Linked DNA regions of Mus musculus: region 1 is linked to region 2. Evidence: chromatin loops called from intact Hi-C (ENCODE). Cell type or tissue: left cerebral cortex. All regions are shown on one strand. Region 1 holds the start of Gm41099. Region 2 has its middle 47 kb from the start of Ube2e1.

What was found. Peaks named below come from ENCODE experiments on the same cell type or tissue, not always from the same donor. Only the 100,000 strongest peaks of a DNase experiment are listed, where the experiment ranks them.
Region 1: it touches region 2 in a loop (3-fold over the local background); 2 of 42 quality-filtered maps call a loop at or near these places.

What each region holds. Positions count from the first base shown.
Region 1 is chr14:19,040,661-19,044,660 of GRCm38, reverse strand. Gm41099 reads right to left here and starts at 2,445. Exons shown (of 3, transcript XM_011244853.1): 1 at 2,172-2,445. The coding sequence starts at 2,194. In left cerebral cortex, a CTCF peak has its summit at 2,465 (motif pointing right); DNase peaks (open chromatin) are centred at 2,041 and 2,482; H3K4me3 peaks cover 1,005 bases.
Region 2 is chr14:18,376,350-18,380,349 of GRCm38, reverse strand. No RefSeq gene overlaps it. Among named protein-coding and RNA genes, the nearest start is that of Ube2e1, 47 kb to the right of the region's middle. In left cerebral cortex, a CTCF peak has its summit at 2,205; a DNase peak (open chromatin) is centred at 2,215.

The DNA of each region.
Region 1 (4,000 bases), 660 kb before region 2:
TAGACTATAGATTTGTCCCACTACACCTAGACTATAGACATGAAGCACCACACATAGACTATAGACATGTTCCACTATACCTAGACAAAATCCTCTATAGTGTGCCTCCCTCAGATACTATGTTCTACATTTGCATCCCTTAGATACCATGTTCTACAGTGTGCCTCCCTCACATAACATGCTCTACAGTGTGAATCCATGGATACCATGCTCTACACTGTGCCTCCCTCATATAATATGTTCTACTGTGTGCCTCCATCAGATACCATGCTCTACAGTGTGCCTATCTCAAATACTATGTTCTGCAGTGTGCTTCCCTCAGATACCATGCTCTACACTGTGTCTCCCTCAAATAACATGTTCTACAAAGTGCCTCACAGACACAATGCTCTACAGTGTGCGTTTGTCAAATATCATGTTCTACTGTGTGCCTCCCTCAGATAACATGTTCTATAATGGCTTCCCTCATATACCATACTGTACTGTGTGTGTCAATCATATACCATGTTCTACAGTGTGCCTCCCTCAGATACCATGTTCTACATTGTGCCTCCCTCAGATAACATGTTCTACCATGTGACTCCCTCAGATATTCATGCTCTACAGTTAGAGTCAATTATATACCTTGCTTAAAGTGTGCCTCCCTCAGATACCATGCTGTACAGTGTGATTCCCTGAGATAACATGTTCTACAGTGTGACTCCACAGACATCAGGCTCTATAGTGTGCCTCCCTCATATAACTTGTTCTACTGTGTGCTCCATTAGATACCATGTTCTACATTGTTCCTCCATCAGATAACATGTTCTACAGTGTGTGTCCCTCAGATACAATGTTCTACAGTGTGCCTCCCTCAGACACCATGTTCTACAGTGTGCCTCCCTAAGATACCATGTTCTACAGTGTGCCTCCATCAGATACCATGGTCTACAGTATGCCTCCTTCAGATATCATGCTCTACAGTGTGTCTCCCTCAGATAACATGTTCTACAGTGTGCCTCACACAAACCATGCTCTACAGTGTGCCTCAGTCAGATACCATGTTCTACAGTGTACCTCCCTCAGATACCATGTTCTACAATGTGTCTCCCTCAGATACCATTCTCTACAGTGTATCTACCTCAGATACCATGCTCTAACATGTGCCTCCCTCAGATAACATGTTCTACAGTGTGCCTCACAGACACCATGCTCTACAGTGTGCCTCCCTCAGATACCATGTACTACAGTGCGCCAGGCCTTACCACACAGTGCAAGCCACAGACAGGCCGTGCCTGAGGCTTCAGCTTACGCCGGAAGAACTCACTGAGGTTGCGGTAGTGGTGCAGGTCCTCCACTGCAGCCTCAGTCATGTTCACCCCAAAGGTCCAGATATACATGCTGTAGACTGGCCTCCGGAGCCAGTAAAGAAGTTCTACTTCGTAGAGGCGACCATAGGCACGTGACAGCAAACGCGTTGGCACAGTTTTATACAGGGACAACTGTAGGCCACAGTGCAGGAAGCTGAGTTGGTCACAAATTTGAGTACTTTCATACACTCCAAGCCCCCATCCCCACATGAGTGAGAGAGAAAGAAACTCTACAGACGCCAACACGAAAGCCCAAGTGTTCAGGCTGGTTTGTGAGGTGGCTGTTTCTCAAAAGGAATCAGACTGCTCAGCAAATACTCAAAACAAGGGCTGGATATACATGTAACCTGTATCATTTTTGCTATTGCACACAAAGGTCAAAGAGCAGCTGCCTTAATCCCAGAAGTGGAGACTGGGCTGTATAGCCTTGGTTCTTACAAATGGAAGATGAGGACAGAAACAAACCTGGTGCAAGCCTGAAAGACCACCAAGAGGCATGCTGCCCTTGTGCCAGCTCACTGCCCACATTCCAGGCAACTCAAGAAGGCATCAGGCTCCGAAGAGCAAAGGGCAGCCCTACAGTTCTGAGCAACCTCTTCAAAAGGAAGCAAGAATGGTGTTTTCACTCCCAGATCTACATCACTCTGAGGGGGCGGTGCCGCTGCCGCTGCCTGCAGCCGCCGCTGGCCCCGCCCATCACCCACTGCTGCTGTCAGCCCTGTGTTCCCTCTGCTTTTCCCTCTCCGTTCCCGCCCTCCCTCTGCCTCATAGCCTCCCGTAGCTCGCGGGCATCCCCGTGCCCCTGTCATCCCCGTGCCTCACCGTGTCCAGCCATCTGTGGGCATCCTCCCGCCTCACACGCAGTGCACGCTCAGTCCCCGCCTCAGATTTGTGACTCGCGGTCACGCCCCTGCCTCAGTTTCCCCGTGTCACGTATTATAATCTATAAAAATAGTCATAAAATAAAACGTCCCCCTCTGCCCATCGCGGGCATGTCCCCGCCTCATGCTCACTCAGGTGAGACCCCATTCTGGTCTCCCGCATCTCAGCTGTCAGCATCCCCGTCCACCTGTGGGGTCCCGGGAAAAGGCAGGGAACGCCCTACCGCCGCTATAACACCCACAGGCCAGCAGAGGGCGCCCTCTCCTCCCCTCACAGATGGCCGTGAGTTGCCCACCCGCCTGCCTGCCCGCCTGCCCGCCGTGTGTGTGGTTCCCGCAAGTGGGGAACTGCGACTGCCAGGGAAGGACAACATCCACTCGCCAGGCCACCCGGGGACCCCAGAGACTGAAACCGCCCCCCACCCCCGCGGAGAGATCCGCGTCTACAGAGACACGGGCAGGCGGCCGTGATTTTTATATAAAATAAAAAAGTTTTGTGTGCTTTTCATGTGGGAGCTCACTCTGTAGCCCAGGCTGGCCTCGAACTCAGAGATCCACTGCCTCTGCCTTGTCCCAAGTGCTGCTGGGATGAAAGGCATGTGCCACCCCTGCCTGGTGACACTAAAACTCTTAAACCCCAAAAATAAAACCCTAGCATTTTAAATAAAAATACCCAAGAGCACTAACCACTACTCTTAAAAAAAAAACAGCAAAACCCTGACACACCAAAAAAACTCTAAATGTCTGGGGCGGGACTGGAGCGCTCAGAGGTCTTGTCACTCAATTCCCAGAGACCCCACACAGGCTCACACCCTATGCAGCTATAGTGAGCTCACATAGGTGCAAGATAGATGAATAAATCTTATATTTAAAAAAAAAAAAACACATCTGAGACACATGAGAACCCGTCCTGAGGGGGACACGCATGCTCTGGACGCGAGGAGGAGGACTGGGGAGGTCACGGCTCACTGCAAGGAGCACTTGCCCACTCGCACCATGGTCTGATCCCCAGGCCCTACGTGGCAGCAGCTCATGACTGTGGGTAACTCCAGTCCCCAGGCTGTTAGATGCCCTCCTCTGGCCTCTAGGAGACCTGTGTGTGTGCAGTGCACTTTTACATCCGTGCAGGCGAAACCTCAAGGGTGCAGAATGAATCTGTGAACTACAAAATTCCCAGTGAGATGATTTTTAAACATGCCAAGCAAGGGCTCACTTCCTCACTGAGTGTCTGCTTTCTGTTGCTGTTTGTGTTTTGTGGCTACGATAAACAAACACTGAGAACAGTTTCTCAGCCTCACGTGATTCCAGGTCACAGTCAGGCGAGGGAGGGAGGCTGAGTCAGGACTGAAGCAGAGGCCACAGAGAGACACTCTCTCTTCTTTGTTTGCTCCTCCATCCCTGCTCAGGCTGCTCTCTACCATAGACAGTGGGGGGGGGGGGGGGTAGTTCCTGTGGCTGCTGCTGCAGCAGAATGGCAGAGCTTTCTCTCCATGTGTCTGTCTGTCTGCTACACGTGGGGGGTCCCTGGCCTCCAGCGAGTCCCCTGCTTCTGCTTCAGCTTCTGAGCCTCTGCTCCCATCAGCAGGGTCTGGGGTTTCTTCTCTGCCATCTGTGGCCGTGGAAATCCCTCCTGCCTTTTAATTACAGACAGGGTTTCTCAGTGTAGCCAGGCCTGGCTGTCCTGGGACTCACTCTGTACACCAGGCTGGCCTCCAACTCAGAAATCCTCCTCCCTCTGCCTCCCTGCTGCTGGGATTAAAGGGGAGGTTT
Region 2 (4,000 bases):
GAAGGGGTGACTAGGAAAGGGTGACCAGGAGGGGGACAATGAGCAGGATGTAAAGTGAATATGTAAAATAATAATTAAAATTTTTAAAATACAAAAAAGAAATTTAAATAACAGGAATCTCATACAGGAAATTTGCAGGGAACATCCCCAGAGTGCTTTGTTCCAGAATCATTTGAGAGCTACAGACCAAAACGATGCCTGAAAGTTCTACAACACATTTCCTTCAAAGGAGGTTAATATGTACAATATGGCCATTTCAAAAGTTAGTATGAGTACAGTAGCAAGTTAGCATATACCACAGCCCACAGGCTCCACTCAACCGTGACAGAACTGGGCAGCGTGAGTCCTATTTGTCTTCTCTTCATGCTCCTTCAGCCGAAACAGCTCGAAACAGCTTGCTCACTTGCTTGCTCTTTCTTTCTTTCCTTCTTTTCTTTTCTTTTCTTTTTTTTTTTTTTTTTGTGTGTGTGGGGGGGGGGTTGCTGGATTTTTAATGTCCTTGATGCTTTTGGTGACTACAGAGTAGAATGCCATTCCATCATGGTATGACTCAGTTTCCCTTGACAAGATTGAGGCAGCAATACTGTGGATACGATGCTGGGTTCTGTCCATTGATATGCTGTTCCCACCTTACAGTCAGCCAGGATCCTACACTATACAGTGACTCTTAACCTTTTTGGGAAAACTCCTGAGCCCATGTAAATGCCTCATTTCTCATCACCTTTAGTCACAAGGGTCCAGGAGTCTCCCAATTTGTACTGAATTTGGTGTCAGCTAAAAGAGGAGTTACCAAGCACACTTGTAAAGACTTTCTTGACCAGATTTATTGAAGCAGGAAGATTCACCCCAAATGTGGCTGCACCTTCCAGTTGTAGTCTATATATATATATATATATATATATATATATATATATATATACTACAAACACACACACACACACATATATATGTACTATATATGTGTGTATATATATATATATATATATATATATATATATGAAACCTTTTCTTTTTGTCTGCTTGCTCGAGCCTCTTATGGGTGAGTATATCTGTGCTACTGCTGTGTAGCTGTGGCTGTGGCTGCCACATTCCTTCACTGACCTTAGACAGAGGCCACCTATAGAAAATATAAAAAACAAACCTAACAGCAACAATGACAAAAGCAAACTTTGTAGGCAGAAGCCAGAAACAGCCTTTCCATTTTGATAAGGCCCTCAAGTATTTGTGAGGAGGAATGACTTTTTAATACATGAAATGAAAGTCAAAAGTGAGAAAGAAATAAGGTCAAAGGCAAAGTGAAGGCTATGTCCAGACTGGCTTAGAACCCCTGATTCTCCTTCTGCAGTGCCTTAAAGTAGCCCTCATCTGTAGGCATATGCCATTGTGCCTGATGGATAAGATACAACTTTAATAGAAAACAGGACAAAATGTTTCCCATTCTTTGTTCTTCAAATTAACCTATAGCTAAGATTATTATCTATTTTTCTGTTTTGTTCTTTTGAAATAATGTCTCACTACGCATATTACTAGCTAGCCTGGAACTAGACTTGAACTCAGAAATTCACCTGCCTCTGCTTTCTGAGTACTGGGATTTAAGGCACATGCTGCCATACCTGATTTATATTCTAAATCTTGTTAGAAGATTATGTTCAAAATTCTGTGTCTTTTTATTCCAGGATAAAATGCCCAGCTACATTTTTTTTCCTGTTTAAAGCTTCAGTTCCTCGCACTGTAATCCCAGGACTTAGTGTGTTGAGTTTAAGGCCTGTCTGAGCTACATACTGAGGTCCAGGCTCATCTAGGACCTTACCTCCCACCCTAAAACCAGAATAATAGTAATACAATTCTGGTTCTTCTCTCAGGTGGCTCCTCTTTAAAAGCTTTGTGCTAGCTAACTGGAGGTCAGCTGGTACCAAAATCAGGAAGTCCACAACCACCAATCAAGCAAGAGTGAGCCCCGGACCAGACCTGCCAGGGCTGTGCACACTTCTCTTCCCAACGTGTGAGTGAGAGCCTCTGTCCCTTAGTGCCCTCATATGTACGCCTATCTTTTATCCTTCGATAATAACTCTTTCTCTACTCCTTGCCCCCCGCTCTGTCTCTCCCTCCCCGCCCCCGTGTGTGTGTCTGCTTAGAGTCAAAATTACAGTCAAAAATACTCAAAATAATTAGACCCCAGCACACTCCACTAGTGGCACCCAGTGGCACTCACAGGCATTGCTCAGTCCCACTCAAGTCAGTTCCCTGCCTCCTGGCGAGGAAGACTGAACTGATGAGCAGCTGTGGGGGTCACACCCCTAATCTTAGTACTGCAAGTTAGAGGCCAGCCTGGGGTGCAGAGTGTGACCTGTCTCAAAAAGCAAAGAACAGCAAAGGCAGACAGAGGACTAACTCCCCTTGGAGGTGCTTCCACACGGCTTAGCCCCAGCAGCTCTATGAAGATCACATCGCTCTTACTGTCCCAGGCCAAAGTCAGGAAGTACCAATCAAGCCATTAATTGGAAATCTGCTTTAAAACAAGTAACAGGAATTGGAATATCAGTGAGGTTCTAGAATTTACTGTTTAAAAATGCAAAACAGGTTGCTAATGGCCCCATAGAGGATGGTGAGGCATTTATCTTGTCTGTCCCCAAAACCCTCAATTTCAGAAGAAAGGAGCTGATTCAGTCAGGAGTCTCTAGAAGAGTGGTTCTCAAGCTGTGGGTCACAACCATCAAAAAACACATTATTGCCAATGGTCTTAGGAACTGAGACACTGCTCAGAGCAAAATTACAGTTATGAAATAGCCATAAAAAAAACTTTATGGTGGGGGGTAACCATGATATAAAGAACTGTATTAAAAGGCCATAGCATTAGAAAAGTTGAGAACCACTGAGCTAAAATAAACAGAACCAAGAAGATGAAAACACACATTCCCATACACATATACATACATATACAAACACACACAGAGGTACATACATGTATATGAGAGACACAAATACTCACACACACATATACAGACACACACATACACTCACACACAGGCACAAACACACTCACAAACACATATACAGACATATACAGACACACATACAGAGACACACATATACACACCCAGAGATATAAACACTAACACACATACACAGACAGACACTCACACATACACTCACACATATGCACACACACATACACACACACCACACATACACACACACATACACACACATACACACACATACACACACACACACACACACACACACACACACACACATACCTTCAACAGCCAGAGTAGACCCAGAATAGCTGTCTCTTACTAGAGGACTATAACCAGTGGTCACTCAGTACACAAGTCAGGGGACCTCAGCATTCACAATCTGGCACTGGGAGACCAGAAAGTTCCTAGAGAGCCACTGCTCTCTGTTCCACAATGAAAGCTTGGAAATACTGGTCCTGCCAGTGAAAGAATTGGCAAGTCAACTCAGCAGCAAGAAGGAAGACCAAGTGAAGGTGAGACAACTTCCCTCTGACATAGACATGTTGTCTGGGCCTGCAATTGGGGTGGGCTTTCCCCATCAATCAAGGCAATCGGGACAATGCTTCAGATGAGGGTCCCTACTTAGGAGGTGCTAATTTGTAGCAAATTGACATGAAAACCAACCATAACAATGGCAGATGCTGGATGCCATAGCTAGACCCAAGGAAACATTTGTGAGTTGGAACTAGGACTGCTCCAAGGAGATGAATTGTGGCCTGACTACTGCTTGGCAAGAAAATGACTCCTTTGGCCTGCTCGGCTCTTGAAAGATCAGCTCCACTCAGAAGACAGACTGCTGAGTGAGCTCAGCTTAAACCTAGATGTCAGCCATTGGCTTCTCAGCTGGACACCCTGTTGCAGTGGCATTAGGACACACTGTGTCCACTTGGCATGTGTGTAAAGCCAGCAGGCATCCTTAACACTGACCCAGACTACCCTGCACACTTGCTCCGTGGTTTCTCACCTGGCACCCTGAAGCT